Linked DNA regions of Homo sapiens: all the other regions are linked to region 6. Evidence: chromatin loops called from intact Hi-C (ENCODE). Cell type or tissue: heart left ventricle. All regions are shown on one strand. Each heading gives the region's core, and the rest is flanking DNA. Links, peaks and the distances in the headings are about the cores only.

Region 1 (5,358 bases), core at 80-5,079, 800 kb after region 6:
GTCCCTCAAAGGTATCTTGCTCTTCTACAGCTTCCCTGGAGAGATCTTTCCACTGCTTAAGACAAAACAGTAGGGAGTGTGCCTGTGTGTTTTCTCCATCAAATTTGAATAAGGTCTCAATTTTCCTTTTCAGATTATCATTTAACAAGGTTTATTGTTCATGCTTATGTGCCTCAGGCAGCCTATTAGGATGCTAGGGAAAACTGCCCATTTATTATTTTTGTTTAAGCCTGAAAACAAAACATGTAAAACTGTAGTTTCTATTCTTGGAGAGGAGGAATGGCTCCCAGGTCTGACCACCCACCCGCCTCATCCCTTAGACTCTGATCCCCACACTGGGCTGCACTGGGAAGGCTCTCAAACTCCAGGCTACCTTTCCTTTGAGCCTGGACCATTATGTAAGCCTCTGTAGTCACTAGGACTCAAAGAAAAAAATCTGTTTTAAAAACTCGGCTTCCTTAGTAAGATTGTCACTTCCCCTTGTCTCAGATGAATTGTTTTCCCAGAGAGGGGAGTGTGTGTGTTTTCAAATGTTCCAATCTGACTCAGGATGCCAGCTAGATTCAGCAGAGAAGGGGTGGAGCATGTAACTCTCACACAGGAGAGTAAGGCAGGGGCACTCCGGCAGAGCTCATTGAGGAGAAGCAGACTTCTTAGCTGGTGTAAGCGAACTGGCAACTCAATTTCAAGGACACAGGAGAATCACCAGGGAGGCTCCAACTACAGAGCGAAGCCTTGTCTGTGTATTTTTGCATGCATCTGTGCCACTACTAATCTGTCTGCTTCCATTGCAATAGCCCAGTTCTTCTATTAGATTGAGTGCAACCAGGAGAAGAGAAGCAAACTCACACACTATTAGGACATATTTGTGAACAATAGAGTAAGTAAAATTAAGGTTAATAAGCTCTGAATATATTTCCACATCACACTGCTAGCACTTGCTCTAGTGACTCAAACCTATATATCTCATACTCTGAAAATCCATCAGAGAGACACCAGGATGCCCCCTCACAAAGTTCACATATCAACTATCCAAGAGATTCATCAACTCATGGCAACACTTTAGAAGCCCATAGCATCATGGTTGTCAAAATCTGTTTAAGGTGAATAGTTCTGGGTTTTATCCTTCAGTTCCTCCTAGAGATGAAGCCCCAGAAGCAAGGGTAGAGCAGAAAATCTAAAGAGATTCTAATTGCGGATAAAAAATAGCATCGAATACTCGTCACCCTGCCCCTGGTGACTTCTCAGATCAGAGTTGAGGAGGGAGGATGAACTGTGTGCATGATTCAGAGTGGTTGGGAGAGAGTGAGGGTTTCTTTTTCTTCTTCTTCTTCTTTTTTTTTTTTTTTTTTTTTTTTTTTTTTGAGACGGAGTTTCGCTCTTATTGCCCAGGCTGGTGTGCAATGGCGCAATCTCAGCATCTCAGCTCACTGCAACCTCCGTCTCCCAGGTTCAACCACTTCTTCTGCCTTAGCCTCCCAAGTAGCTGGGATTACAGGTGTCTGCCACCACGCCCAGCTAACTTTCTGTATTTTTAGTAGAGACGGGGTTTCACCAGGTTGGCCAGGCTGGTCTCAAACTCCTGACCTCAGGTGATCCTCCCGTCTCAGCCTCTCAAAGTGCTGGGATTACAGGCATGAGCCACTGCTCCTGGCCAGATTTCTTATGAAATGAGTTGGTACATTTAACTTTCAGTCCTACTTAAACGTCTTCATGTGGTTGTAGTAACATACCTTGATCTCCTCAGAAAACATCATGGTCTGAGGGTTTGAGCTGCAGCAATTTTGAAAATTGTCTCAGGCTTGGGAAACAGCCTCTCTGGATTTATGGTTAGTGGCAAACTGGCATCCTGCCCTGTTGTGAATTTTAAAAGAATGTTCTCTTTCTAGGATTTTTCCAATTTTCCTCAAACATGATAACGTTGTTTGGGGGATTCCTGACTCATAACCAAACCGTATGTCCTCTAATACAGTTACAACCTAAGTTAAATGAATATTTATTGGCCTGACATATACCCACTTAAAGTTGGGAAAACTGAGGACTGATATAAAAATTTTTATTCAAGTCATTGGCCAGAGTTAAAAAGGGGAGCTCATGGTTGTATTTTACACATTTTATCATAGTTGTTCGGTCCTTCTTGAATGAGAAACACCCTTCAGGAAGATGCAATTTACTATTTATGTCTTTTTGCTGAACTATACCTTGATCACACTGACTACTGAGTGGCCGTGGCCCCTCTCAGTTGTCTCTGCATCTTTGGGCCCCATGAGAGCTTGCTGATTTCTGATTTCGCTGCTATCTGCATGCCTAGATGGGCTATTTACCCATTCTCTGGGGTTTGAGGCAGTAGGCGTTAGCTTTGAGGTGAAGAGTTGTGAGGATAAACTTCCTTTAGGGAAGGACATGAAAATCATATTTAGGGGCAGTTCACAGGCTCTTTTTTGGTAGTCATAGCTCCCCCTGCTGCCCAGTTAGGGGCAAGAGAGGCCAAAGGAACTGAAGTGAGACAAAGTATAACCGACTTGGGTGGAGTCAAGTCAGCTCCAGGAGCCAGCAACTGAAGACAACTCACCTTAGCTCTAGAGCCTAGGACCCTAAGCATGCCCAGGAGAAGAGATGGCAAATGTGAGAAAAGGCAATGAATGATTTAGGAAGGCAGTGTTAGGTTTTTGAGGGTGGGGGAGTACAAAAAAGGAGGATTGACATTTTTAAATGGTATTACCAAACTGTTGGCTAAAATCAAATATACAAACAGAAGAAAATTTTGAATTCACACACAAATGTAACTAACCAGCAGGCTCTCCACTCCTCCATCATATGTCTTATCCTAGAATATCTCAGCTCTGTCAGCTCTTACTGGGGGCAAGTTACGTAAACTCTGCCTCGTTTTCCTGGTCTGTAAATGGGATTTAGTATAATGATTTAAAGAAAAAAAATGTATATATTTCTCACAAAGCCATGTATTTGTATAGAAGAAGCCAACACATGTTGGCTGTTTTTTTTCTCCTTGTGCTATTTTTATTTAAGCTATTGGTCCTCAAACATGGTTGTACACTGGAATCACATGGAGAATCTTTTAAAAATACTCATTCCTGGGTCCCATTCCGAAGGATTCTGATTTAATTGATATATGGGGTGTGGCCTGGGTATGGAGAGTTTTCAAATCTCCCAAGGAATCATAATATGTAGCAAAGTTAAAGGGCCATTGCTCTAGGGCTCCTCATCATCCTTCTTCAGAGACCAGTGTTTCACAAGGGGTTGAGGTGTGCCAGGTGGAGTGAAGTGACCTTTTGCAGTGTCAGATTTGTGGAGGGACACAAGGAAACACTAACTCTTTACTGAAATGTGGTCTTGGGCCCAGCAGCATCTGAATCACTGGTGAGCAATTTAATTTTAGACTCTCAGATCCCACTCCAGACCTGCTGGATCATAGTCTTCATTTCAACAAGGTCCCTAAGTGATCTGCACACAGATTCAGGTTTGGGAAGTCCTGCTGTAGCTCACACGTTCTCTCTCTCTCTCTCTTTCTCTCTCTCTCCTTTCTTGCTTTGGCTTCTTTATTCACCATAGAGAATAGTGTTGAGTATTTCTGATGAGGAAATATCCTTGCAAAAAAGGCTCTGGGTCTTTATTTCTCTTCAGATTCCAATTTCCTTAATTTTTTTTTTTTTTTTTTTTTAGCTGCCAAACATAGTTTGAGTTTCTAATACCTGTCTCAACTTACAAGCACCCACTTCAAGTCTGCTGATAGATGTACACTGGGCCTCTTATGTAGCGTCTAAAAATATTCTTTCTAGGGCCGGTGCAAATGCCTTGATGGGGCCAGCTTTGGCCTATTGATGAGACAGGGTCGACGTTTGATAGAGGATCTTTGGTACATCACAGCGGTGAGACCAAATTTAGAGAATGATTATCATTTACTAAAAGTTCAGAAAGGGAATAAAATCTTCCATCAGAACCTACTTATTAAGGTTACCTTAACAATAAACCATAAAATGAATGGAATGTTGGCCTTGTGGACCGGTTCCTAAAAAAGACAATGCAAATATTTTAAACTAAAATGTAAGGAGATGGGACAGGGCTTTGGAAAAGTGGGAGTGGGGTAGAGTGATTTAGTAAAGAGAATAAATCTCAACAGGAATTTTGTTTCTATAACATTAGCATAATTCTGTGACATTAGTACTTCTTCCTCACTCCCTCACCCATCTCATTTCAAAAAGGGAAATATTTAAACATGAGTTTTAAAAGATTCATTTTGAGATGGAAATAATACAAGAATAACTATTGCTGTCTTCACTTTTTCTCTCTTATTTTCTTTCCGGAGACACGATGTCCCATTTATGATGCTTTTATGTCTATAAACGATTTGGGGAAAGCACTGAAACCAAATCTGTAAACGTGCAAGCCTTCTGCATTGGTGGGGAGGGGATAGGGTGAGGGGGAGACACAAATTGCAAAGAGCAGAATAATCAGATACAGAGGGACTTTGATCTTCTGGAGACCTAAGCTAATAGATGTTAAGTGCAGTTCAGTGGAAGTAATAACCCATGAAGAAAACAAAATCTGCAAAATGACAAAATGCTGCAGTCCACTGATCAAGGAAGACATTGGAAAATTACTATGAAAGCATCCTTAGCCCAGCAGATCCAAGGTGAAAAAAGGGCTGCGTCTGCCAACCAGCAGCCAGACATTCCAGGCAGACTTAGCCGTCTCCCATTTTGTGGCCAGATTAACACTCTGTGTAACCTGAATGCCTTCTCACTGAAAAGGCATGAACTGGCACCACTGCAGCCCTGGGCTTCATCTCTCCCAGTGACGCCATAGTGAATCACTGTGAGGCTAGCTACAGACTCGGTGGGGGCATTCCAGGGGCCGTTATTACCGTTAATCAATTAGGAAGAGTTAAGAATTTCTGAATATATGCCAAATGCAGTGCTGGTCATTTTTTTGACATCAGTAGGACATACTTGAGATAAATTTGACATCTGTCAATAAATTAGTATTTCACCAAGCAAACTACTTAGAAAAAAATTGGAAATTTACGGACATTGAAATGCACTTTAGAAATCCAGAAACTTTATAAAGGAGAACTCCTTAATACTAGTCTATTTAAGTTATATTTTATTATGAGTATTTATTTATTGAGCAATGACTACATCACATATGTTGTATACAAGATAGGGCAGAATTAATTTAACTGTATAGAACAAACTAAATTTGTATTATCCAAAGAAAATCTACAACTTGAAGTAATTACTTTTGTTGGAGACAGATTCTTTATTGTGAAAATAATTAAACAAACAAACAAACACCATCAGAGAATGTGAGTTAACAGTCAGGAAACTGGGAGAAATGGAG
Region 2 (5,358 bases), core at 160-5,159, 140 kb after region 6:
AGTTAGGAAGCTATTACAATAGACAGAGGCAGAGATGGCTGTGATATCAAGTGGGACAGTGCCAGCAGGGACAGGGAGAAGGGGATGGGGTTTAATGCATATTTAGGAAATGGGAGGCCCAGAACTGTGTGGCTGATTGGGCTGGGCACTCAAGAAATAGCAAAATGATCCCATCTTTCTGGCCTGGAGGTCTGGGGTTGGTGATGACATTGGCTAAGATAAGCAATATGTAGGGAGGTGTAGTTTGATGGAAAAATGAACTATTCTGAACACGTTAAGTTTGAGGTGCCTGGGGGATGCTCAAATCGAGATGCTTAGCAGAAATTTGCGTAAATGAGTTAGAAGATCAGATGAAAGATCAGAGCTAGAGATGAAGGTCTGAGAGGTGTTGTCTGGCCTTTAGAGCCATGGGGGTAAATTAGACAACTCTGAGTGAGTCTGTAGAGAAGAGCAGGGACAGAAGGGAACTCTACGACATCGGTGTTCAACGAAACTGTTTTTTGATGAAAGAGGAGTCCACCCAAGAGATAAAGAAGGAAGAGGCAGAGAGTTAGGAAGGAGGCACGGAATGTTACAAGGAGGCAGTGTTCAACCCTGTCAAAAGCAATGGTGAGGCCATTCAAGTGAGGCTGGACAGGGCACCTCAGAGGTCTCTAAGCAGGTGCCAGGTGAGAAGCAGTTTTTGCTCAACCTTGCCTTGGGGAGGTAGTGCAGTGCCATGAAGTCAGACTCCACCTCTGCCCTGTAGTGCTTGGGAGATGTTTGGCAAGTCTCTCCACCTCTCTGAGTCTCAGTCTCCAAATCTATAAAATGCAGATGGTATCCCATTTATGTAAGATTGTTGTGAGGCTTCACTGAGTCATTAATAAAGCTCTAATCCAGAGCCTGACACACCACAGGCATTCAATGCATCCCAGCCTCTTTCTTTTCCATTCCTTTCATATCAGGGATGTCCAGTGACCACATTTCTGTTCATTCTTTTGAGTTTGAGAAGAGGGAGGGCCACCTTGAAGTGTCTGGGCAGGGGCTAGATCTTAAGTCAGCCTCTTGCTCCTATAAAAGTTAAAATTAAGGGCGGCATGAGGGGTCAGTAAGCAGCAAGGAGGCATAGGGGAGACAGAAAATGGGTATAGGAATCTTGCTGATTGAGGATTGGAGTCCCGGGGTCGGTGAATGATCTGTGACTCTGAAAGGGTGGGCTGAGAAAAGCAGAGACCTGAGGGCTGGGGATGGAGCCTGTGCTGCCAAACAGTGGGCCACCAGTGGCCTGTAGGTATGGACCCCTATTCAAGGCAGAGGGCCATTCAGGAAGGCAGTACCCTGGCAGGAAAACTGTGGAACTGAAAGGGACTATTTGCCCACAATAAGGAGGATTTCAAGGGTAGGAGATTCTCCCTAGCAGGAAGTTTTTCCTATGCTGTTTTCTATTTTCATAGGAGATATAAGCCTGAACAGGTGGACTTGGGACTTGGAGTAATTCATACACACACACACACACACACACACACACACACACACACACACAATGTGAGTAACCCACATTATCATCCACATATCATGCAGCCTATAGCTGGAGTTACCCCTCCTTGTGTGCTCATGGAGGTCCCATTGGAAAAGCCTAGCTCAGTCCTACCTCACAGAAAGGGCAGAAGCAATACAAGTTTACTCAGATTTTGTTAATATTTTTATTCCAATAACCTCCAAATAATATCCTATAAAAATGTAAATTATTTTTTCTGTCATCTGTTACTTATGAAAAATATTATAACAACAATAAAGGAATCTTAAAAATGATCTAATTTCATATTTTATGCCAAAATGTGGCCAGGAAGAAAGGTCCCAGTGACTGTGGTGTCTGAAAGTGCAGATTTTCAATTTGTGAGCGCTGGTGGCCTCAGAAGGACTGACTTCGTTGGTCAGGCTTAAAGAGACTCTTTGAAGAAGGTGGGATAATGGATAAAGTTTTTTTCTTTTTGAGGATTTGAATTTTAAAAGATGTTATTTAAAGTTATTGCACATATATTTTTGTTCAATGAGTTGTGTAAATGGGTTCAGTCAATCAATATGATCATTTATATTAAAATAATGTTATTTCATTGGTTTCACACCAGCCCCCGAGAGGTCTAAAGAGTGAGGAATCTCTTATTCATGCACCAGAGACACAAACAACTAAGAGAAAGGTGGGAGGGGAAGTGAAGAAAAGCCATTCCAGAGAAGGACTAGGGAATGGCGGTTATGGTGTCACAGAATCTGCGAGAAACAGCACAAGGTAGCTTCCTAGAGTCCTGTGTGCTCTGTGGTACGGCAACCCAGGAATTCAGGGCTCAAGGGCAGCCCCTCAAATGAGTGTGTGATTTGCAGGGTTTTTAAAATTTATTATTATTATTATTTTTTTTTTGCACGCATGTTGTCTTTTAAGGACCTGGCTGTGATCCTTCTGCATATACCTCAAGGAGAGCTCAAAGAGAGCTCAAGAGACCAGGAAGGCTAGAGATCTCCCTGCAGTGTCTTGCCTGAAGCCTCTGGATGTTAAGGTCTAACTTTGTCTTTCTTACAGAGTTATACCTTGTCTAACCATATGAAAATATCAGGAGGCACAGAGTTTTATCACTTTTTTGTTTTGACAACCCAAGAACTGATTGCTCTGACAATTGTGCTCTGAATTAAGTGTTTAATCGGAGTACCAGCAGATGGCGCCATTTGTCATTTATTGACGCTACTACCCACGGCTAAAGCAGGGGGCTTCTTGCCTCTTTAATTTGGATAGTATTATAAGTAAAGTGTTTTCTACTGTTTATTATGCATGAGCCAAAATTCTATGAATGTGTAACATTTTCTCTTGTATTTCCTTTTTTATAACATCATTTAAATTCCTTATTAATAATTTAAAAATGTTCTGGATTTTAATCACTTTTCTCATCACTAAAATATCTGATGAAGAGATGTTTGTTCCCCTGCTGAAGGTGAGACAGAGGAAACCATCAGCAAGGAAGAAAAAAGAGAATCTCACTTTTAAACCGAGCTCTTCGCCCCTCTCACGTCACCCCATCTTTTCAGTTTAATTGAATAATATTTATTTAATTAATAAAAATATCTGCCTAGTGCAGGTTTCAGAAATCCAAGGCCAGAATAGGCTGCCATTAATAAAACAAGTTTTTTATATCCAAGTTTAATTATGGTGGTGTGTGTTTGATAGCTTGTTACTGTAAATAAAAGAGATAAAGGCAGCCCTTCACTGGAGTAGCTCGAGAGCTGTGAAATATGTACCTAATTAAAACTATTGGTGTAAGAGGCTAATAAAGTACATGTGCCTACTAGATGTCTTATTCTAATGAATCTCGGCTAATTTGCTTTGACTGATGAATTTCGGTGTTAGTGGTAGGGGCTGAATAATTATGAAATTTATCACAAGATACAAGGACTCATTAAGGATTACTCAGGTTGAGTTAGAGGAATGTTTTCTTTGTCAAGAACACAGGCCTTGACCAACATAATTATGGCAATGGGAAAGAGTAGCCGGATTCCTATCCAAACCCCAACAAATGTTCAAGGCCAGAAGGGGCGCACATTTATGAGTGGGGGTGGGCGTGTGAGGTGGGGAGGGTGGACAGGACACTCTGTGTCAACTCTGCAAGAGATACCTGTGTGGTATTTATGCCTGAATTTTAAAGCATTCAGCACTCACGGATGGCTCTAATGACAATGACTGGCTTCCCACCCTCTTATTGAAAACACTTCCCTACTCTTCATGAAGAAAAATGGACGAGGCTAGCATTTATTTAGCAAGGACACTACTGCGGGAAACCACAGTCAGCTCCCAATTCTTTTTTTCTGCTCATAAGTTTTAGCTCTCTGAGACTCCAGACTTACAAATTAATCTGATTTCATTAACTCCCGGTGGCAGACTCCAAAACTGGGGCCATGATTGGAAACCGTTCATGTAATCAGTGTCACGTAATCACTTGCAGAATGCCCTAAAGGTAAAAAAAAAAATCTGTTTATCTTAAAACAGAAATTTTAATTGTTAGAATGCATGCTGCTGGCAACGCAGAGGAATAATATCTTCCCAAGACGAACCGGACATTCTGCTCCTCACCGTCCAGGACCCAGAGCTGAAGAGGAGGACACACCTAGACACCTTTCTGAGGACAACTGGACACGGAAGCAGGAGCCGGCAGGCAGGACCCCCTCTCTGAGGACAGGAATGAATGAATGAGCGAATGAAGGGCCACTGTGAGCCTGGCTGGTTTCAGTCCCTTCCTCTGGGGACCAGGCAGGGACTGTGGTGGGGGTGGGGGTGCAGAGAGACAGCAATGCCCCAGCAAGTGACACTTGATGACACCCCAGCTGGAAGTCTTGTCAAACAAATGGAGAGTTATTTACCCCCCTACCACCAGAGACGGCTGTTCCCAGGGCTGAAATCAAGGGGGATGCCACAAGGTCTCACGGGGGTTTCGTGACCCTGACCTCCGGGCAATTACAGTGAGAGATTTCCCTTCTTGTTCACATACTGGCATTAGTATGAACAAAGAACTTCAATCTCTGTGACATCAAACCAGATATACAGATATATAAAAATGTGTGTGTGTGTATATACATAATGTACACACACACATAAATATGTTTCTAAATGTGATTTACAACTAAAACAATTAGAAATTCAATTCGTAGGTGTCTTACCACTAAAGCTTTCAAATCAGTTAACCCTCTGCTTTGTTTTTCTTTCTGGAAATAACTTTGAAACAAACTTCCAATTTACTTTCCTTTGAAGAGAAATGTCAGGCACAACATTAAGTGAAAGCTCAACTTTTATGCCAAAGACCAAAACTACTGGATAACTTGTTGAATTTTACAATTCTTATTGTCTTTGTCTTCTAACTCAAAAAGGCATCCCTTATTCAGCGAAGGAAATGCCTCTGTGATTCAGGACAAGGCAAAGGGTGCTGAGGGTTTTGGGGTCTCCCCTTCTCTATCCCCCCTTCCTCCTGACCCTTTTCCCTAAAATAAGTAATAATAATAATAAATACTAAATGCTTACCATGTACCAGGCAGATGCTTTTACAGTTATGTAATTCTCACAACAACCCTAAGAGGTAGGAGCTATGACTATTTCTTTCATTTTGCAGAATAAATTAATTTTGCACTCTAGTTCAGAGAGCAGAGGGAGTTTGTCCCACCCAGCCGGTAAGCAGTAGAGTCAGCTTCCACTCTGGGTCCATCCATCTGTCTGCCTAACCTCTATGGAACACAGTCTTCTGATCAAAATATACTCTGTGTTACCTTGAGAATATTCTAGAAGTTCACCACCGTTTTGACTTTTTTACCACTTAAACAAAAAGGACTCATAGCTCCAATACA
Region 3 (5,358 bases), core at 182-5,181, 130 kb after region 6:
CCACAAAGTATAACAGTGATGGTTAATATTAAGCGTCAACTTGATTGGGTTGAAGGATGCAAAGTATTGTTTCTGGGTGTGTCTGTGAGGGTGTTGCCAAAAGAGATGAACATTTGAGTCAGTGGACTGGGAGAGGCAGACCCACCCTTAATGTGGGTGCGAACCATCCAATCAGCTGCCAGTGTGGCTAGGATAAAGCAGGCAGAAGGTGGGAGATGCCAACTTGCTGAGTCTTCTGGCCTTCATCTTTCTCCCATGCTGGATGCTTCCTGCCCTCGAACATCAGACTCCAAAATTGTGGCTCTTGGACTTTTGGACTTACAGCAATGGCTCTTGGGCCTTCGGCCACAGACTGAAGGCTGTACTGTCAGCTTCCCTACTTTCAAGGTTTTGGAATTGGGACTGAGCCACGACTGCCATTCTTGCTCCTCAGCTTGCAGAAGGCCTATCGTGGGATTTCACCTTGTGATTTTGAGTCAATTCTCCTTAATAAACTCCCCTTCATATATACACCTATCTTATTAGTTCTGTCCCTCTAGAGAACCCTAATACAATACTACTCACTACCCTGTAGAATAGTGAATGACTCAAGAGAAGGATCTTTCTTCTTTGAATTTCTGCATGAGACCTCTTGACAATGGTTTTATCTGGCTGTTCATGTAAGTGAAGTGAGGCTTGGTGGTAGAACGGTGGTGGCCTGGTGTCAGGAGGAGAGGGCTCTAGACCCACGCCTGCCTTAGCCAGCCAGTTCTTATTTAAATGTGGCAATTAAATGCATGTAAGAGGCAGATCTGGGCATTGAAATCTGCAGGAGCAACATAAGGAAGCTGGACTATATCTGTAGTGTTCAAACACTTTTAAAGGAGTAAAAACCTTTTTTACAAACACTATTTTTTGTGATATGCCTCTATACAGAGCAGATGTAGCAGGAGACATTCTGAAGAAGAACCGGGAGCTCAGAACTCATCAGCTCAACCTATTATGATCCGCCCTCCCCACCACTCCAGCTCCCCTCCCCCAACTCTTTGGTGGCTTCTCAGGAACTTTCAGGGAAATATCTGTGGACTAGATGATCTCCATGATCTATTTCTGGTCCCAGGTAACTTCCGTAGTGGGTAAGCTCCTTGAGGCAGGCATTGAAACTTACTTTTTCCAACTCCTGTTCCCACACGATCCCCTTAATGCTCAGCGAAATATTGGACACACATAAGCAGTTCATATTTATTTATCCTAGTCAACTTCCTGGTGATTAGAAAATAATTAGGAAAGTATTACTATATGCTTGTAGTTACACAGATTTAGCCTATTTATGCCAGTATTTTAGGGCTAGTTTAAGGTTTTAATTGTGAAATGATTAAAAAAAAAAACTGGGTGCAATTTCTTAGTAATGATACCTTTCACTCCCGAGTGTTCTGAGCATTGAATTAGTAGATATCTGCTGGGGTGGCTCTTGGTTCAGAGTTCCCCCATCTCTGGGACTGACACCAACAAGAGTTGCCATGGCTTTTTCCAAGCAGCGCAACCCTATCTTCTCCCCAAACCCTGCCTATGGTTTATTTGTCTAGGGATGGACACCCATCGAAAACAGGCCAATCAGAATCTTTCCCTGGGGTTTTCTGAATTGGAACCAAGAGAAGATTGCCTCTCTCCCTCTGATGGCAGCAGCCCCTGCATGCCGGATTCAGGGGCTTTCTGAGCTGTGATCCCCACCACATGAAGGCAGTCAGTCTGTGGAAGACAGCGAAGCCTTCCTCTGAGAAGAATGACAGAGAGTCATGGTGGTGTTTAAGCTTCACTTTCAAGTTGCTTCTGGGTCCCTGCTCTTATTCCTGATTATGGTCCAGTATCATTCTGAATCCCAGTGTGGCCTAAACTAGTTTGAATCAAGTTTCTGTCACTTACAACCAAAAGAATCCAGACTAATATAAGAGTCTTGCCTTCTTTGTGTTTCTTATCTGATTTCATATTAAGTTTATTCTCCATGATGTTAGTATTGAGATGTGCACACTTTCTGTGCCTCTACTTGATACTCAGATGGTTATCCATGCCAAGGCATGGCACGAGGAGGTCCTTGAAGACCTAAACTAGTTGTGGGTGACTGTTTTCTGCAAGACAGGTTGGAGCTTCTCCTTTGTGTTGGCATCATGTCCTCTAGTTGCCTCTTATAATATTTGTGAACAGCATGGTGCTCATCTGTCTGCTTTCTCTCCTAAGCTGTTTCTGAACTTCTCTGAGGACAGGGACAGTGTCTTATCAATCTCTATGAACAATTTCTAGAAATTTCATTGATTTCTGATTGATTACCTATGCCAAACACAATACCTGGGACATTGTAGGCACTCAATTTTATTTTTTATTTGTTTATAGCAAAATGTCTTGCCAGATAGTACAATCAGCTTCTCCTCACTTTTCTTCATTGAGGGGTTACACCCTCAATCACTGGAAATCACTGAGAGTAGCACCACCTCCCTCAAAGGGTAGGGGAGTCTGTCTTAGATGGCTAAAATGTCTTTGAGTCGCTGAAGGTGGTTTCTCTCCAAAGAGTGGGTATAAGGTGCCCTAGAGGTACGGAACTCAGCCTATCATAGGGAAAGTGAATAGCTTCAACATTTAGAAAAGGGGGCAGAGTACTTTGGATGTTTAAGCTTTAAGAGAAAAAAAAAAAAAACAAAGCAACTGAACTGCAAACGTAGAGCCCTGGGAAGGAAGGGAGAAGGTGGCTCTGGATCCCAGAGGTAGTACACAGTGGAACCAACACCAGCTCAGTGCCTCTGCAGCTAATGAGTACCCAGGGATGCCAGTGGGAAGAGCTGGGCGTTGGGAGCTGCATGGTGGGAGCAGAGAAGTGGGATATTCTTGGCTGCAGCCAGCACTGAGGAAATGGCACCATCCTTTCATGGAGAAGCCTGCCAGGCCTGTGCAGAGATCTGGACCAGTGAGGCAGTTTTCCCTAGGGAATCACTTTCACGTGACAGATGACGCAGCACTGCCACTCAGTCGAAACACTGTATGGTACAAGGAGCCAAGCAACAATGGAGGACTGAACAGGCTTCTGTATTTTTCCTGATCTGATACACGAGGCTGCAAGGACCTCCTGAACAGTTGGTCAGGGAGCAGGACAGTGTCCGAGAGACGCTGGAGCATCCTACTAATAAAGAGCCTCCGGCAATGAATTAGAAACAGTAAAAGTGCCATGACCAGATTCTGTATTCCATTTTTGAAAGACAGATAATACTGCCTACACATGGCATTTGGGTCCATTCTGATGGACTGTGTCACAAAACTTCAGTATGTCAAAAGGCCCCTGCTGGTCTGTTACAACATAGGAATGCCAGACGTTTACATAGGGTTCGTGTCTCACAGCAGTCCCGTGAAGATAAGCAGGGCAGTTAGCGCTATCTCCATTTCAAGGTGAAGAAATTATTGCTCAGAGAGATGGAGTGACTCGTTATTGTTAAAAGGACAGTTAATGGTAGAGCACTTTCCACTATGTGGAGGTTTCTCCTTCACCAGACAGTTAACAGATATCCCCCCAGTCCACTTCTATCTTCTATGGAATTTGGAAAACTGGGAGGCAATGTGGAGGGGTGGAGAGAACACTTGGCCCCTTGTCAAGCCATCTAGCTTCTGGTTCTACCCATCAGCTGGCTGGGCAGCAAGACGCAAGCTCTTTCTATGGGACCTTTAGGCTTTCTGTTCTTCATCTTGAGAGATAAGTCAAATGGCCTTGAAAGTCCTCTCTAGCATGAACATCTCTTGGATTTGTAGGTGCAAAGAGAAAGATATGGCTTCTAGGTGGGGTGGGACAACTAATTAATTGCTAGTTGCCCTCCAATTTTGAATCTCCCTTTATTTTTAAAAATAAACTTAGTCTTGGGATGGTTTTAGATTTACAGAATTATTGAAAGGATAGTACAAAAGGTTCCCATATATCCCATGCCAAGCTTCCCATATGAATACCTTATATTGGTACAGCACATTTGTCGCTATTAATAAACCAGTATCCAGGGCCGGGTGCAGTGGCTCACGCCTGTAATCCCAGCACTTTGGGAGGCCGAGGCAGGTGGATCACCTGAGGTCAGGAGTTCGAGACCAGGCTGACCAACATGGGAAAACCCTGTCTCTACTAAAAATACAAAATTAGCTGGGCTTGGTGGTGCATGCCTGTAATCCCAGCTACTTGGGAGGCTGAGGCAGGAGAATCGCTTGAACTCGGGAGGCAGAATTTGCAGTGATCCGAGATGGCACCATTGCCCTCCAGTCTGGGCAACAACAGCGAAACTCTGTCTCAAAATAATATAATAATAATAATGTTAATAAACCAGTATCCAGTATTGATACATTCTTATTAACTGAAGTCCATGCTTTGTTCTGTTTTCCTCAGTTTTTCCCTAATGTCCTTTGTTGTTGCTGCTGTTGTTCCAGGATCGCATCCAACATGCCACATGACATTTATTAGTCAGGTCTCCTTAGACTACTCTTGGCTGTGACAGTTTCTCAGACTTTCCTTGTTTTTGATGACCTTGACAGTTGTGAGGAATACCGACTGGTCAGGTATTTTGTAAAATGACCCTCAACTGGGATTTGTTTGATGTTTTTTTATAATAAGACTGAAGTAATATGTTTTGGGGAAGAGGACCACAGAGGTAAAATGCCATTCTAACCATATTATATCAAGGGTACATACTATCAACATGATTTATCACTGTTGATGTTAACCTTGATTACCTGGCTTCAGGTAGTATTTGTCAGGTTTCTCCACTGTAAAGTTTCTTATTTTTTTTCCTCCTTTTCCAAACTGTACTTTTGGAAGAAAGTCACTACATGTAGCCCACACTTAAAAGTGGAGAATTGGCCGGGTGTGGTGGCTCATGCCTGTAATCCCAGCACTTTGGGAGGCCGAGGCGGGCATATCACGAGGTCAGGAGATTGAGATCATCCTGGCTAACACGGTGAAACCCCGTTTCTACTAAAAATCCAAAAAATTAGCCGGGCGTGGTGGCTGTTGCCTGTAGTCCCAGCTACTCGGGAGGCTGAGGCAGGAGAATGGCATAAGTAAACCCAGGAGGCAGAGCTTGCAGTAAGCCTAGATCGCACCACTGCACTCCAGGCTGGGCGACAGAGTGAGACTTCATCTTAAAAAAAAAAAAGTGGAGAATTATGCTTCCTCTCCTTAAGGGTAGAATATGTAAATAAATTACAGTGTTTGGAATTTTTCTGCATAGGAGATTTGTCTATTCCCCTCTATTTACTTATGCAATCATTTATTTATATCAGCCGGTCTCATAGATATTTGTTTTATACTTTGGGTTATAATCCAATACTACTTCAATTTATTTTGATGCTCCTTCCTTTTAT
Region 4 (5,358 bases), core at 159-5,158, 120 kb after region 6:
CATCACTTCAAGCACTTTCAAGGACTATTTCATGAGCCTTTCACGGGTATGCCTCCATTTTTCTTTTTTGTGCAAGAGTACTGTACAATTATTCTCCATATCTTTTTAAAATATTCTTTTAGTAGGAAACTTAGACCTACATTTAGGTGGTTTTACAAGCATATCTCCAACTTTAAAATTTTCACTTGCATTTGGGAGTCTTAAATCATTTGGGCATGAAATCAGGTAGGTAGGAATAGGGTATAAAGAAGGAGTGCATGTATATAGAGTTGATTCTGTTCTTCTTGACTTACAAAGCTTAATTTCTATCAAAATAGCAGAATGAGAAAACCTGAGACATTTTCAATGGCTTCAGAGAGGCTCGAGATTTGACTTAGCTGGCAGAACAACTAAAATGGCCTAAGATTCTTTATCTTTGGCTACAATGTGAGGAATGCATTCTGTCTTGGTGGCTGGCTTTCTTTGCCTCCTTACCATGCTTGCTAATGGTTTCATAAACCCCTCTCCACTAAGTAATGGCTTCTCTCCTGCTTCAGCCTCTACCCTCAGTCTCCCTCAATGCTTCCTGGATTGCTACTCCTATTCTTTCTCTCTTCTCTTTTCCTGCTTGTGGTTCATCTCCGTTTGTGTCCCAGTAGCAGTAGAAATGGGGTAAACTTCTCCCAGGAGATATTGTATAGCAGTTCCAACTTCCATGAATATAATTACTGCGCTGCATAGAATACTTTCTATTCTCTTATAATGTATTCATAATGCTAAGATTCAGACCATTCAGAACTTTAAAGTTCCTACCATGTATATGAGGACTTGATTTATATATCTTCTAGAAAAGCAAGGAAGACAATAGTTAACCTAAACCAATTCCTTGGTCATTTAGCCCTGGACATCCTAAATACCTTTTACATTTTAGTGAAGAATGTATTTTCCATTTGATAGCTTAATGAATGATATTGTTGTGTCTTGCATAATGATCATTACAATTCAATGGCCAGGGGAATAAAAGCACCCAGCCAATATACCTATTTTGGCTCTCAGTTTTATTGAGGGTAAAGTATAGAAATGTTATCTGGGCCGGGCGCGGTGGCTCACGCCTGTAATCCCAGCACTTCGGGAGGCCGAGGCGGGTGGATCACGAGGTCAGGAGATCGAGACCATCCTGGCTAACAAGGTGAAACCCCGTCTCTACTAAAAATACAAAAAATTAGCCGGGCGCGGTGGCGGGCGCCTGTAGTCCCAGCTACTCGGGAGGCTGAGGCAGGAGAATGGCGTGAACCCGGGAAGCGGAGCTTGCAGTGAGCCGAGATTGCGCCACTGCAGTCCGCAGTCCGGCCTGGGCGACAGAGCGAGACTCCGTCTCAAAAAAAAAAAAAAAAAAAAAGAAATGTTATCTGAGTTTCTAATGGACCCGCTCCTGTTCCTCAAGGGGTTATCACCAACTATCAGAGAGATCCCAATCTTTAAGACTATGGGATGTAGAGTAATTAGGCTTCAATGTTTTCAGGAGTGTGTGTGGGTTTTTTTTTTTTTTTTTTACCCAGAAAAAAAAACAAAAAAAGCCTCTTTCTAGATGTAGAACTGAAGTATCTGTTGCTTCTGATGTTGCTGTCAGAGGCCAATTGGGAAGCAAAGTATCAAACACAATGGCTCTTTTGAATTCCTTTGCAAGAGGCAGAACATTCCCAGCCTCAAGATTCCTGTCCTTCTTGCCTTGGTGTGGGGAAAAAAGCAAATCCCCTCCAACTCGAAGAAAGAGTCTTCCTCTCCCCACCTTGTGCCCCTGACCTCTGAACCCAGCCTAGTTCTGCTATTTCTTAGGAAATGATTCACCTCAGAAGTGTGGCATTTGAAGGTGAAAGACGGGGAGATTAGAGGAATTCGAGACTGTTTTCACAATTCCAGTTGGGAAGTTGGAGAAAATTTCGGTGACATTTAAACTGCCAGTTACTTTATTAGATTTTAATTTCTAAAGCAAAACTAAATAAGTGCAGTCAGTCAATGACTGGCCAAAATCTGTGCATGCATAGGCTCATTAGGAGCGTTTCTTCTCTTAACTGAAAAGCTCTAAGTGTTGACCTTGAGTGGAAGCACCATGGAGAATCAAGCATAACAGTTTCACATTTCGGTCTCAAATGTACTTGAGCATTTTTTTTATTTTTAATAAGGAATCACACATTTGGGACCAAAAAAAGGAAAAAAAGAAAATAAAGTACTGAGACATTGTTGTCCCTTTCTTGGATATTGGTTTTCCTTTTAAAAAAAATTAGAAATGAGGTGGATTGATTGCTGAAGTTTTAGGCCAGCATGGTTTTGAAAGCAACCCTGTTGCTATCAGCACAGGCTAGGCAGATCACAAATAAGAAATGTTTATGACGCTTTCTTCTCCTCTTCCATGCTCTGATCCTCCTTAGAATAAAATTTTACTTAGAACACATATAGATCAGATCAAGGAAAATGTGGATGAGGACAGTAGGTTGGAATTTTTCTTGTGGGTTTTTTTTTTGTTGTTGTTGTTGATGATTTGTTTTTCTACTAGCTGTTTGGGGGTTAGGGGAAGGGGTTGTGCATTTTCAAGATGGAATTGCTCACCAGGCCCCTTTTTTGCATTATCTTTGAAATTAGATTCTTTTCAATTATTCAGGAGCAGATGATCAGTTTGCAGATTATCTGGGTATTTTGTTTCTTCCCTTTCCTCTCTTTTGTTTGCCAGCTTTTTTGACAGTTTGCTTACTCTGCTGACATCCACAGAATTGACCATAAAAGGAAGGAAACATCCAATCAGTTTTGCTTGTTAATTGCACTAGTACAATTTATTCAGAAAGAAACGAAAATATAGACCAAACTGGAGCTTGAAGATTATCTGTGAATCAAATCTACCCATATTTTCTTTAAGCCTCATTTGTACAGATAATCGAGGGTTGGCAGAACTTCAGAGAAGTATCTCTTAAGGGAGATCAAACACTTCTCAAAACCCAACTCCCTCTGAAATGGCAAATTTTTTCATTCCCATGGGAAAGTCATTGCTTAGAGAAGCAAGTAGACAGAGGTGCTGAGAGAAAGGGAATTCCTCTGGTCTGAGCTACCTTTGATGGGACAGGTTCAATAAAGTTTGGCTAAGTGGGTGATTTGTTCTAGGCCCAGACATGTACATAAACGTGTGAGTGCGCATGTGCACGTGCCCGTGTGTAATATTCAAATCCACCTCAAGGCAAGATGCCAGGAGCGGGTATGGAGGTCAGTGCCTGTGAGTTGCACGTTTCTTAATAATGAGAGCTCTCCCCAGCCTGGGGCCCCTGCTCTCCGCCCCTTTGGGTTCAAGGGCTGCTCTTCCAATTCTGACCACCCAGTGGTGTGAAACTAATGATTAACCCTTTGGCACCAGCACTGGAGGGTTTTCTCCACTAATTGGTAATGCAAAACCCATTAGTGATTATTGTGGGGATATTCCGAGTCCAGATGTCAGAAGGCTAATGAAAAATTAAGTATTGTATTTTGCTGGAGGGGATTAAAAATTTTAGGAGGGGTGATGATGTCTTTTTCTTCTTTCTGCCAGCAACTGAGATTGAACATCAAGCTATTGTCCTCCATGAGCTGGTTGGGCTTTATCTGGAAGGTCAGAAAAGTTTTGCCACCAGATCCAAACAAATACCATCTAGAACTATCCTTCACAGTTCAGAAATGGAGATGGTTCCCAGGGGTCATGTAAAAAGTGAATTTAATTGCCCAATAATTGTAGGCATTTTGCCTGTAAATATATTTGTTAATTGAAAAAATATATATATTTTTGCTATATTTAGGCTCCTGGAAATGGATAAGAGGGAAATTTATTGGAGAACTTTATTTGGACTTGAGGACCTATTTGTGCAAGTCCATTCCTTATTAATAGGTCTTTGTTTTCGCTGTAAGCCACAGACAGGGATTTTGAGAAACATACTCATTTTCTTCTAAGTTATATCAGCATAGTAATCTCTCTTGGCTAAAAACCAGCTTCCATTTGCATGTTTAATAAAAATATAACACTAATATCATATTCAAAACTATTTTTTCCTTTTGGGCAAAGCCTTCAAAATAACCTGGTTCCTTATATCTACCGTAAATGCTGTTTATCCTGGGTTGAAGTCTTTAATATAGGAAGAGAATGCTAAAACAGCTTGATTACTCTTTCCTTCTTCTATCAGTCACAAACCATCTCTCTTAATTTTGGTGTAAGGACATTTACATAACCAGGGAGAGGGTCCTTTAACTACATTTCTATTATGCTTGGCACTTGTGTGAAAGGATATTATATTCATGTGCATTAGAGATTGCTTATAAAAGATCAAGACAATAATAGCCGATCAGACGATAAAGGTCTCTTTTCTCCTCCCAGACAGGCTGTCTCTGACAGAAGAATACAGTTCATCAAAAGTGTCTGCAGGTTGTCAAACTCAGAGAGGTTTGGGGACCCTCTGAGGCTGTCGTGGTCAACAAGAAGATTTTCTGTTGGGCTTTTCCATCACTCACCCTGAGGAAATAATCACTCACTACATTCTGCATGTTCTCATGATAGAGTTCTCCATTTGAGAGAAAAGAGCCATTTTATCAAAGGACAATATAGCCCTTCTCTGGGTCCACGTAGCTTCCATTATCAGACCATAATAAATCATATTTATGTTCCCAGTTAATAAGACTGATTACAACACAGGTTCCAGACATGGGAAAAGCAAAGCAGGTGAAAAGATGTTTTAATGAAAATATGATAAGAAAACAGCTTCTTGTGAACATTCTGTGCTATTATTTGTAATGATTACAGACAATTTTTGATGCATCTTGTTTAGCAATGGTTTAAGCTGCATAAATTGGCTCACTGGTAGATAAGTAAAAATGATAAGAAAAAATCATGAAATCTTCTTATGTTGTCTAGAATCATTATGTACATAACAAGGGCAAAATGGGTTTAATGTATATGCTGGGGATGGAGGGGAAACAGGCTTCTCAGAAAAGCATGGCTTGGGTATTATTTGAAATGATTTAGAAATTTTCTCCTCATCTTGCTTATTAAAGATGTGTTCTCCCTGAAATTTGGGGGTGCTAGGCATTAATTTCATCTTTGTAAATGAATCTACAGCTCTACTTCTTTTATCCAATCTCAAAGTTGTTGTTTTTTTTTCTTGCTTTCTTTTTTTCCCTTCTTGGACCTCAGTACAAAGAGACAAAGAGATATATATTTCCTACTCAATGTTTGTGCACACTTGCCATTAGTGCTAATGGGAATTAAGTGCCTGCTTGGGAGGAAAACAGACCCCAAAGTTTAATATTGGAAGCTACCTTATTAAGAAGGTCTGGACATTTTTAGCTTCAGTGAGTTCAATTACATTAAAG
Region 5 (5,358 bases), core at 83-5,082, 1.2 Mb after region 6:
TAGCTAGGAATTTCATTCAAAGAAATGTTGCTCTTATATCCAACATAATTGAAAAGCAATTAAATATTTTTTGCAATCTCTAGAAGAATCCTCAGAGGGAATTGCATGAAAACACACAATAAAAACCAAACTTGCCCAAACTTCTCCCTCTCTCCCTCCAGCATCTCTCTCTCCTGTCCCCATGTCTACCTTTTCCTGCCACTCCAAAATCCCAAGAAAATCTCTTACTAAAAAAATACACGGAGTGAGATGAAATGATGTCTAGCGTTAGCTCTAAAATTTTATGACTGTATAAATAAAACCTGATATTTAAAACTTCACCTTTTCATTTACAAGAGGCTAGACAAGCTTGGAGGAATTCTGAAGGTTACCAGGGTTTGTTGTTTTTTATATAGTTACTAAGATGTCACATCATAATGTATGTAAAAAATGAAGGTGGAAAACTCCAAAATTGCAAGGGAAGTAGAGTGGGGGGAAAAGGCTTTGGATAAGGCAAGAGGAGGAGGAAGAGGACTAGAGAAAAGTAGGAGAATCAGGGCCAGTACTGCCAAACCCAGAGGAGAAATTAGAGATGTAGAATGAGGCATAACATCTGTTCTGTTCCAAGCAGGTTTTGTTTCCAAATTCACCTCTTTATTCCTTGCCTCAGCCAGGACCTATCTCCTTTTTCTTTGAAATCACAAAAACAGCAAAGCTTTCTCACCAAACAGTGAGACCATTCTTATACCACAACCCAAAGAAAATGGGTGCACGTGGGCGCATAGGATGATAACAATAGAACCATGGATTTCTAAATGTTTCTTAATTCAGGGAGAAGCAAAGGGAGGAGGTAGAGTAACCTACCTCTTAAACTGTTTGAAAATAATATGCAGAAAGAGAAAAACAATCCTCAGCTAACAACTGCCTTTCTTGCCATCTGCTTAATCTAAACATTAGCACATCACATATCTGAGTGAACTCAAATTGCACTGGAAATGGAGTACTCTGTTCCACTTTTTTAGACCCTTGATGGGAGAGTCAAGTGAGAATTTTCTACGGGATTATATGGGTGTTACAGGCTTCCAACATATGCATTTAGGGCCACATTTTCAGTCCAGCCTTAACTCATCATACCAGAGGCAAAATTGTGCCTGGCTTAATTAGCACAAGTACTAATCAAGTACTAATGAAATTTGCCCATAAGCAGTTCCTCAGACTAAGGCACAAGTAGTGCACACAATTTCCGTATATATCACTTAGCTTGTCAGCACAAAAGGGGGAAAGAAATGAACAATTCCTCCCTAAAATTTGCTTCAGGCTAACCACAGGCAAACATCATTTCTACCCAGAAGTAATACATTAGTTTCATCAGTGTAAACTCTGCAAATCCTAAATCTGCAAATTGCATCTCAATTTGCCACATTAGGTAACACATTTATAAAAGTATAGGCTGGGTGTGGTGGCTCACACCTGTAATTTGGGAGGCCGAGGCAGGTGAATCATGAGGTCAAGAGAATGAGACCATCCTGGCCAACATGGTGAAACCCCATCTCTACTAAAAATACAAAAATTAGCTGAGTGTGGTGGTGCATACCTGTGGTCCCAGCTACTTGGGAGGCTGAGGCAGGAGAATTGCTTGAACCCAGAAGTCGAAGGTTGCAGTGAGCCAAGATCATGCCACTGCACTCCAGCCTGGCAACAGAGTGAGACTCTGTCTCAAAAAAAAAAAATTATATATATATAATTATATATATACACACACACACACACACACACACACACACACACACAGAATGTTATCAATGAAGATGCTTCATTCTTAAAGATTTATTAGCTATTTAAGACCTAAATTTGGAAATGAGTATGATCTGCAATATACCTTAAAATACATAGGACATCTTTCAAACTGAAATGTCAGTTCTTAAGAGGGCACAATGATGTTGGACAACAGATCTATTTGTTTAAACTCAGAATAATGACAAAAAAAAGAGGCCCAATTTTATCTCTTCCATCACCAATAAACCTTTAGTCTTCTTCTTGTTGTATTTTAAGTCCACTATTAAGACCTGTCCAAGCATAAGCATTTATTTACAACAAATATTAAACTAAGGAAGATTCTTTCAAACTATCAATTAAATCATACTAATCACAGATGCAGCATGCACATTGAAATAAGTATCTATATAATCAAGCTTTGCACATAGGAACCATTTTGTTCTGGTTACCTCACAGTACTTTCCACCAAATAAAATTCTGGGTCATCCCATTTTGGAGGCACAAGAAAAACAGTGATTAATCCTTAAGAGCAAGGTCACGTTAAAAATCAGGGAGAAAATCAAGAGAGGACTGCATGAGGACCAAATGCTGTCATCTCTCCTGCCCAGTAAACTACACTCCTTCCTCAAAGGACTGTTACATTTCTGGTGGGAAAGAATCTCACCTTTAAGAAGCTGAAACTTACCCACTTGAACAGGTGCAAGGACCAGATGACCAGTTGTTCCCTTTATGGACTATCGACAAACATCACTTAAAAAAATAATAATCATTGGCAAGTGCTAAAAACCAGCCAATTGACACAATGTCTTCATAAAACGAAATTCAGGAGAGAGGAGAGAAAATAATGCAGAATCAGAGTAACCTTGGATGCAACCAAACTGTCACCTGTGGTCCATGCAACAAAAGCCTTCCACATAGCTTCGTGAGTTAAGGACAACAGATTAATTACAACATTGACTTCTGTTGCTGTTTCAGAATCATGTTGTCTGAGTATTATGTTAGTCTCATTTTTCTATTTGTAAACAGATCTAACTTATCTCTATAGAACAGTAGAAGAGGAAAAAAAGGTTCTCTTGCCATTAGTGAGTTTTATTTTTCTTGATTAAATAAAGGTTTGTGAACTATAAAGAGTACAAATTTAACATGCTGTAAAAGCAACAAGAAAAATTCACGCAGAGCACAGACGAGAACAAAATTCAAGCCCTGGCATTCTTCACAGGAACCAAGGGCCCCATCTGCTGATGTTTAAATGTACTACAGTAGCAAACAGATTTAAAAAAAATAAAAAAAATCTTATTGAACTAAAATACAATAAAGAGCCTGAAGCTGCAGAATCTTAGCAGCAGAAGGCACCTTTAGAAGTTAGAGAACCTGCCCCTGATCCAACACTTCTCACCCTTTTCTGTACTGCTGCATAGCTGTATGGAAGTTATTTGGAGCAGACAGTAGTTTATTTTTAATTTTCTTAGTTCTCAGGAAAAAAGTGCCAAGCACTACCTTCACTGGCCACCACCTCTCTACTGACAGACCTTTGGCTGAAGTGAGTTCTCTAGTCCCTTTAGTTGATGGCTCTTGTTTTGAAGTGACTGGATGGTTAGGGTCTTAATAATGGGTTTTGATGCTGCCCATTTTGATGATAAGGAGGAAGACATTCCCATTACTTCTTAGCCTTGCCTCCAACATGGGATAGTACTAGGGTCCTTTCTCTGCCTTTCTCTGAAGTTTGTTTGGTTTATGACCATTTTTGCAACTAAGCGAGTACGTAAAGCATAACAGAAAGACCCTAGATGGGTTAGAATAATGCAGTTTAGGGGTCTAGTCCATCTTTGGTAATACTCACTACTGTCCTGTTCTGTCTAGCTCTCCTCTCCTCACCTTAAAAATAAGGTGTCAGATTGCATGCTCTTTAAATGGGTTAAGTTCCTTTCCTCCTACCTCTACAATTCATTGTAGCATCCACATAGCACATTGCATATATTAGACACTCAGTAAAAAGCTGATGAACAGACATATTTTCAGTCAAAACTATTTGTTGGTAATTATCCTTTTTATTTAATCTAGCCATTCTGAGTTCCTTATACCCTTTTATATTTGGAATCTAATAATACTTGTAGTGAACATTTATGTTTGGAAAACCAGACCCTTTTAACCTTTATTTAGAAAACTACCCCCAATGTCTTTGGGAGCAAGTATCTCTTCTCCATTATGAACAGTTCAGTGGGACCATCAGTCTATGTTCTACGAGCTCTCCTAGTTGAATTGTGAGCACCTGAACCAAATTTGGCCAACTCTCTCCACTGTGACTTTGACTCCTGTGCAGAGTAAAACAAGAATGGGAAAGCAATGAGGTTAGGGCATTCTGGCAGTATAATCTGAAATGCCTGTCAAATGGTTCCTGTTACCTCAACCCCTAGACCCCAGTAGCTGACCTAGTTCATGTCCTATTTCTGTGATGAATTCTCCAGCCTTTTCTTCAGGAAACTGAAACATCAGGCACAGCTACCCTCTAGGCCTCCCAAGACATTCATTTCCTGCTTTAAGTTAATGTGATAGACATTAGCTGATTGTCTCTCCCACATACAAACCACCTCCCTCCCTTGCTTTCTTCCTAACAAGGCTCTAGACATCTAGTCATGCAATTGGTGTGGAATTGACTTCATGTCTGTCTCTAGGAGCAGATCTTGATTGGCTCAAGCTAATTATCATGCCCTCTTCCCTTGGCCACAGCAAATGGTTTGGAAGTGGACATATAACTGAATTTAGGCCCATCAAATATAGAGCATGTTTGTCGGGGATTCTAGGAAAGAGGTTACTTCTATCTTCAATGGGAATTATTTTAAAATAATTAGACATGGACATGAAGCCCTAGTTGTGTCAGCATCTGCCTTATTATCACAAGAGAAACCAGTCTTAGGATGAGGCCAACATTGTGAAAACTACAGGGGAAGGAAAGAAACCACATCCTTGGAGATACTGTAATTAGCCCGAAGCCTGAAAGTTTTAGTTATATGAGGCAGTAGATTTCCTTTGTTGTTTAAGGCATTTTGATAGAATTTTCTATTACTTATGAGTGAAATAATCCTTAATAATATCCAGGGTCTATTTCTGTTGATAAAAACCAAAGAACTTTAAAAGATACACTATTCAATTGGGAATCTGACATCCTAGGAAGATGAACCACTACTGTTCTTATATGCTATACTTTTATTTAGATATTTCAATATCATCCTTGCTTTTATATTTACATTGTTGAATCTGTTCAATCTATAGTCCATGCTAACTCATATTTTTCTGTCATTCTTACCTAAAGCAAATCAATCATTTATTCTATTCTATTGGTTTTGTCTTCTTTTCTTCCTTTGTTTACTAATATGAATGCTTCCCCACTTACTTTATTTTCCTAAACGCATCTTCAATTCATCAAAGTTCTTTACAGGCAGTAAGCAAATTTTGCTTTCTAAGTTATTTAACAAAGTCTACCACATAGTAGGTATTTTTTCAAAGAATGGATAACATGTTTATGTTTATTCATCTTTTTCCAAACTACCCTTTCCTGTTAGTTTAATGAATACCCTCCTATTATATCATCAGGGTCAATGGGAA
Region 6 (5,358 bases), core at 97-5,096:
TTGCCCATTACATTTTGCTAGGAACAGGGAGTCACTTCTCTCTGGCTGGGAGGAGACCTCTGAGTCTAGTCAGGCTCCAGGGTCCCTGGATGACTGGCTTTTGCCTCAGTGGCCTTACTCTTCCTATGGCACACTCACTGTCCGCCTCTACTAACCTACACCACCTTCTTAGACTGCTGTTTGCATCTTCCCAAGACAGAGTTTTCCCTGTGACCACTTGTGCCTACGGATGAGTCTTAAGCCTCCAAGTCTTCCCAAGAAACTGACCTTAACTCAAGGATCACTTTGTTACACACCAGGCTACTTCAATCCTCTGGCCTTGTTTCCATTCTTGATCCCTTTGATCTCTGCTGAGCCTTGAGGCTTATGATCCTGTTTCAGGGCTTCAGTGATTCCCCTTGCTCCCAGCTCTGGGGACTGGTCTGCTTATCCTGTCTCCAGTCCCCATGGTTGGAGCTGCGAAGCAAGAGCTTCTGGGCAAGATGCCACTAGAAAGCCTGTCTCCCTAAGAACAACAGACCGCTTTTCTCTCTAGTTGTTCTGAAACTTACCCCTTCTCTCTCGCAGCTGTGTGAAAAGAAGCCAAATGCCCATTCTTAATGTGTGACAACTGAGGCTCACATGCAAACTGCTGTTATCTCAGCAGGAGAGCAATTTGCAATCATTTAAAATCCTTTCACTCTTCCCTTCTCCTCAGTGTATGGTTATACACACACCAGTCCATATTTATTAGTGCAGATGGTGAGAAACTCGTCATTGAAAGGGCTTAGAGCACAGAGGAAAATGGATTTTTGGCCTCACTCTGGCCTTATAAACAAGAAAGCTTAAATGATTTTAGGTTCCTGATTCTTGCCTCAAAAGAGCACAGTTTGCTTCTCTCCAAACACAAGAGGTTGTAAATTGGTAATTCATCTCAACCAAAGGCCACATGATGAGCAATTGTAGAAGTATTTTTTTTCTTGTTGTGCAAAGGAGGAACCAGACATCTGAGTATAGGTTCCAGCTGGAATTTGCCTTTCACCATTTGTAGCCTAAAGGCACTGTCTTGGCCAGCCCTGGGCTTCGTGCAGCTTCTGCCTCTTCACCTGCATCACTAACAGGGCGATCGCTATCACAAGGGTAGAAATCAGCTCAGCATTTCCATGTGACTTCTTTTTTTTTTCCCAGCTAAAAAATAAATCTGTTCTAATAAAAACATTTATACTATATTCTTTATTGTCAGCTAATCCTGCCCAAACTCATTAAATGGCAGTGTGTGGGTTATTTGCTGTCAGTGAAATTATCAAAGGCATTTTTCAGCTGGGGCACCAGGAAAACATATGCTTCAATGCCAACTAAAACAATAATGAGGAAATGTTATGATCAGTCTTGACCAGATGACCCTGCCCATTTTAGATTAGTTCTTAATTTCAGCACAAGGGTCATCCTGTGAATTCTTACAATAAGTCACTGCTCACCACTCACATGAAAAAGATGTGACTTATTAGAAAACTCACTGTACTCATTGCAGTTAATGAGATGTGGAAAGCTTTGTAATTTGATTTGCTGGGCCATATGCTGTAAAGGGATACTGCTGATTTCATTCCTCCGTATTTAATTTAAGCTGTATGCAATACCTTCTTCATATGGCTACTTATATAATAAAAATTAACTTGGGGTATAAAAAATACACCATTGTGGGGTTTATGACTTGGTGTGGTTCAGTTTCAAGTGTTTTGCATGGAAACATCTGTAAGTAATGTGTGCGGGTCTAATTTTAAATCCCGCCAAATATTTTCCATTTAACATTTGGTTTAACTGACAGGCTTGCAGAGGTGGTTTTCAGAATTGTCGGTAACAGATATGTACAGTATTCCCAAGGCCGTAGCCTTTTTTTTTTTTAAAGGAAGATAGTAATTCAAACTTGTTTTTTTTTAAATTTTTTTAATGTTTACATTTCAGTAGATACAAATAGCAGTTCAGAATATGGCTACTCCTGTCCCTTGAAGACCCAGCTGCAGTTAAATCTATTACCCCCTAAAAAGAGTTACCTTGGTTTTGACTTTTGCTTCAACATCTGCGAGCTAGGACACCTGAGGCTGACTGGGAAGGTTGACCGTGGGAACGGGACCCTTCAGGACAGGGTCCTGCCTCCACAGTGGAGAGAGACAGGGAGGGAGAGAAGAGGGTAGGACTGAGAAGGGGGGCAATGTCCAGGGAGGTCTGAGCCTCCAGAGAGGCTCCGAGAATCCACATTCGGACTATTTTCCTACCGTTTAAAAATAAGTCTCACCTAACTCTTAGGAGAGGCCCAGGCCCCCTGAACTATCCCGATCTGCTCAGAAGCTGAGCTGTAAAACCATAAAACAGAACCTCTCCTTTCTCTACTGGGTAGGATTGCCAGATAAAATAGAAGGCCCCGAGTTAAATGTGAATTTCAGATAGACCACAAATATGTTTTAGTACAAACATATCCCTTGCAATATTTGGGACATACTTATACTAAAAATGTATTTGTGGTTTATCTGAATTCAATCTTAACTGGGCATCTTGTATTTTTACTTGCTAAATCCGGCGACTCTACCGCCGGGGTCGGACGTTGTTTGCTGACTGCATTCTATTCGTGGCCGCGGAGGCCTTATTTCAGGTTGTTTGATTCCGGTGGCTGACAATATGAAACAGCTTGAACAGGCAGGCCGGTGGGCAGAAGCCATAAATAGCCACCTCGGGGGGGCCCCCCTGGTCGCTGGGAGCGCCACGCTGCTCTGTTAATAAACATGCGCTCGCTGGAGTCCTCATCCTGGGGCTCGCGGAAGCGCTGACTCAGCACCGGGGCAGGGAGGATGCGGGGACCCCCAGAAACATAATTAAACTGTTTCCATGACTGACTTGAAAATAAAATTGTGTGTGGGAAGAGAAACTTGAGGGGGAAGTTAAACAACAAATGGAGAGGTGTGGAGTGAAACCTCAGGGAAACTGTTGGTTTTGCTTCAAGGGAATTGAATTGTGAAACTTGCAGTTGTGAAATTTCACTCGGTTGATTCTTGTGAGAACCGAAGTTTGTTTTAATTGTCAATTAAAGCGAATGGTGCTTGGGTCCCTGGGATCCAGGGAACCTCAGGGCGGTGCTCGCCTCTGCCCGGCAGCGAGAGAGGGACCCGGTGCGGGCCCGATGACAGGGTCGACCGCTGGGGGTCAGGATAAGCTTGCAGAGTGGCCCCGCCGCCGTCCTGAACTTTCTCGGGAGGGGAAGGCGGCTGTGTACAGAACAGCACGCCCTGGGAAGCAAAGGCCTGTCGGAGAAGTTGATGAAAGATGCACCTTAGGTGTCCCCGAGCAGGGCCGCCGGCCTCCCCAGAGGTTTCCTTGGCAGCCCTTATTTGTAAGGCAAATCCAGGCCCGCGCACACGTTGCTCGAATGTCAGGTACTAAATTGCCTTTATGAGAGTCGAGCAGGCTTGCCGATGACAACACTCTGATAACAAAAGAAGTGTGGCCTCGTTGAAGATTTTATGTAAAAGGAAATGATTCATTTGAATTCAGAAGGAGCCTTAAAACAGGGCAGAGACAGCCAAACCCTAGATTTTCTGCCTTATGACTTGTTTCTTAAACTTGTTAAAGAAAAAAGGGGAGAAAACTTAAACAAGAAAAGCTACCCCAAATCGCCAGCCAAGGTTTAGATTTTCGTGGGTTGCTATTTTCTTCAGATCAAGGTTGCCTTCTTGTTAACCCGAGACTGCAGCCGCAGAAAATTAGATTCCCCCCACTCAGGGATTAACCACATAGAACAGTTAGGGAATGTGGAGGTCTGGAGAGACTTGAGATCAACGAGTTCGAAACGTTTGAAAGAAAAAAATCTTCAGTGGTTTGAGAGCTTCACTAAGATACTTTAAAAAAAAATCAAAATTGCTCTTATTTAAGAGCTTTGGAGATCCAAATATAAGTCCCTTTTCTTTTGCCAAGAAGGCCCTTATTCATTTTGTGTGTCTTTAATGCTCAAAAGAGATGCTGGGATTCCTAGTCAATTCCTAAACAGGAGTCTGACAACCAACTATATGATTTTTTTTGCAAAGACCTTTTTTTTTCCTTAAAGCTTCAAATTTCTGTTCCTTTTGATGATGATATGTTGAAGAAGGAATCAGTGCCTTTCTCAGTAAGTGAATGACAGAAAGCCCTTACATCTTTTGAGTGGGCCAGCGTTTGGGTGGCAGGGCTGCTTGGATGGGGAGCGATGTGACAGGGCTCTTGGACAAACTGCTCCTTGGCTTAGGGATGGTTTATTTTGAACATTCATTCATTCACTTATTCAACCAGTGTTTATTAAACATTCACGGCCTCTGTGCAGGGCTAGGTGTGAGGGCTACAGTGTCTAATAACACAGAGTCGTGGTCTTACCCTCCAGGAGTCTGCAGTCTGCTGGGGAAGCCAACAACATGAGAAGGTTATTCTGCTCTACTGGAAAAGGCACTGATCTTGTCCTCTCTTTTTCTTCCAGAAGCAAGAAAAAAACCCAGATTGGTCAACACAGTTTTATAAACAAGTGGTACTTTAGCAACAGCAACCAAAGTCCTATTTAATTAGCCAGTGGAAGGTATCCATCTGTGATGGCCAACTGTTTCCTTTTTCCAAGGGGCTCATCTTCTCCTTTGGTGACCCAAAATGCCTTTTACTTTGAGCCACACCCTCTGCCTGAAATCCTGCAGGATAAAATGGGGATGGAGGTAGAAAGCAAGTGGATCACTTGGTACTGTCTGACTTGATAACCAGCTGTTGAATGGCCTGCCATGGCTTCACTACAAGAATGGGGAAACTGTTCTTTTACGTCTGGAAGAAGGAGAAGCCAGAAGTTTATTTAATCTTTTCTAGGCAACTTATTTTATTGCATTTTTAATTTCCTCTCTTGCATTAACATGACCCTTTTCACTGGCTTCCCACGCCTGGTACTTAATTACTTATCATTAGCAATGTACACGGGGGCCTTGCTGCATATTTATAAATGTGATCATTAGTACATGGAAAGACAAAGGCTTCTTTAAGACTGTCATTAGTTATTCTGTTTTCATGGAAATGTTCATTAGGAGAAACTACCCACCTGGTTAAATAATTATAATTAAGAATTGGTAATCTCCTTTGCATTTTTAACTTGATCTTCCGTCTGTTTGTGTGAAGCTAAACAAGCCTTATTTGGCAAGTATTCTATCTTTCATTTTCACAAGAATTGTCAACAAATACGTACTCTTTGTTTTTAACCTATAGGTGCTGACTGATTTGCAGCATGATAAATATAATTTTTGTAATTCAGCAGTTAATCTCCAAACACGTTAACCAGCTGTGGAATGGTGAGTCAGTGAATGGAGTTAAAGGATCTCTGGTTGATTT

The links. Peaks named below come from ENCODE experiments on the same cell type or tissue, not always from the same donor. Only the 100,000 strongest peaks of a DNase experiment are listed, where the experiment ranks them.
Region 1: it touches region 6 in a loop (4-fold over the local background); 21 of 110 quality-filtered maps call a loop at or near these places.
Region 2: it touches region 6 in a loop (4-fold over the local background); 18 of 110 quality-filtered maps call a loop at or near these places.
Region 3: a loop joins it to region 6, with 2.7 times the contacts of the local background. A loop is called at or near these places in 24 of 110 quality-filtered maps.
Region 4: it touches region 6 in a loop (2.1-fold over the local background); 17 of 110 quality-filtered maps call a loop at or near these places.
Region 5: a loop joins it to region 6, with 7 times the contacts of the local background. A loop is called at or near these places in 3 of 110 quality-filtered maps.

Annotation. Positions count from the first base shown.
Region 1 is chr1:87,951,476-87,956,833 of GRCh38, forward strand. No RefSeq gene overlaps it. Among named protein-coding and RNA genes, the nearest start is that of LINC01773, 48 kb to the left of the region's middle. In heart left ventricle, for the core only: a CTCF peak has its summit at 2,459 (motif pointing left); a DNase peak (open chromatin) is centred at 4,726.
Region 2 is chr1:87,290,430-87,295,787 of GRCh38, forward strand. No RefSeq gene overlaps it. Among named protein-coding and RNA genes, the nearest start is that of LMO4, 36 kb to the right of the region's middle. RefSeq lists a silencer at 5,337-5,358. In heart left ventricle, for the core only: a CTCF peak has its summit at 2,683 (motif pointing right); no DNase peak of the experiment used is centred there.
Region 3 is chr1:87,281,711-87,287,068 of GRCh38, forward strand. No RefSeq gene overlaps it. Among named protein-coding and RNA genes, the nearest start is that of LMO4, 44 kb to the right of the region's middle. In heart left ventricle, for the core only: no CTCF peak of the experiment used is centred there; no DNase peak of the experiment used is centred there.
Region 4 is chr1:87,271,841-87,277,198 of GRCh38, forward strand. No RefSeq gene overlaps it. Among named protein-coding and RNA genes, the nearest start is that of LMO4, 54 kb to the right of the region's middle. In heart left ventricle, for the core only: no CTCF peak of the experiment used is centred there; no DNase peak of the experiment used is centred there.
Region 5 is chr1:88,300,336-88,305,693 of GRCh38, forward strand. No RefSeq gene overlaps it. Among named protein-coding and RNA genes, the nearest start is that of PKN2, 380 kb to the right of the region's middle. In heart left ventricle, for the core only: a CTCF peak has its summit at 2,989; no DNase peak of the experiment used is centred there.
Region 6 is chr1:87,148,908-87,154,265 of GRCh38, forward strand. The region is part of intron 2 of LINC01140 (long intergenic non-protein coding RNA 1140); the gene reads left to right. Among named protein-coding and RNA genes, the nearest start is that of LINC01140, 22 kb to the left of the region's middle. RefSeq lists enhancers at 1-470, 2,268-2,866, 2,867-3,465. In heart left ventricle, for the core only: a CTCF peak has its summit at 3,168; DNase peaks (open chromatin) are centred at 2,685 and 3,184; H3K4me3 peaks cover 1,200 bases; H3K27ac peaks cover 1,337 bases.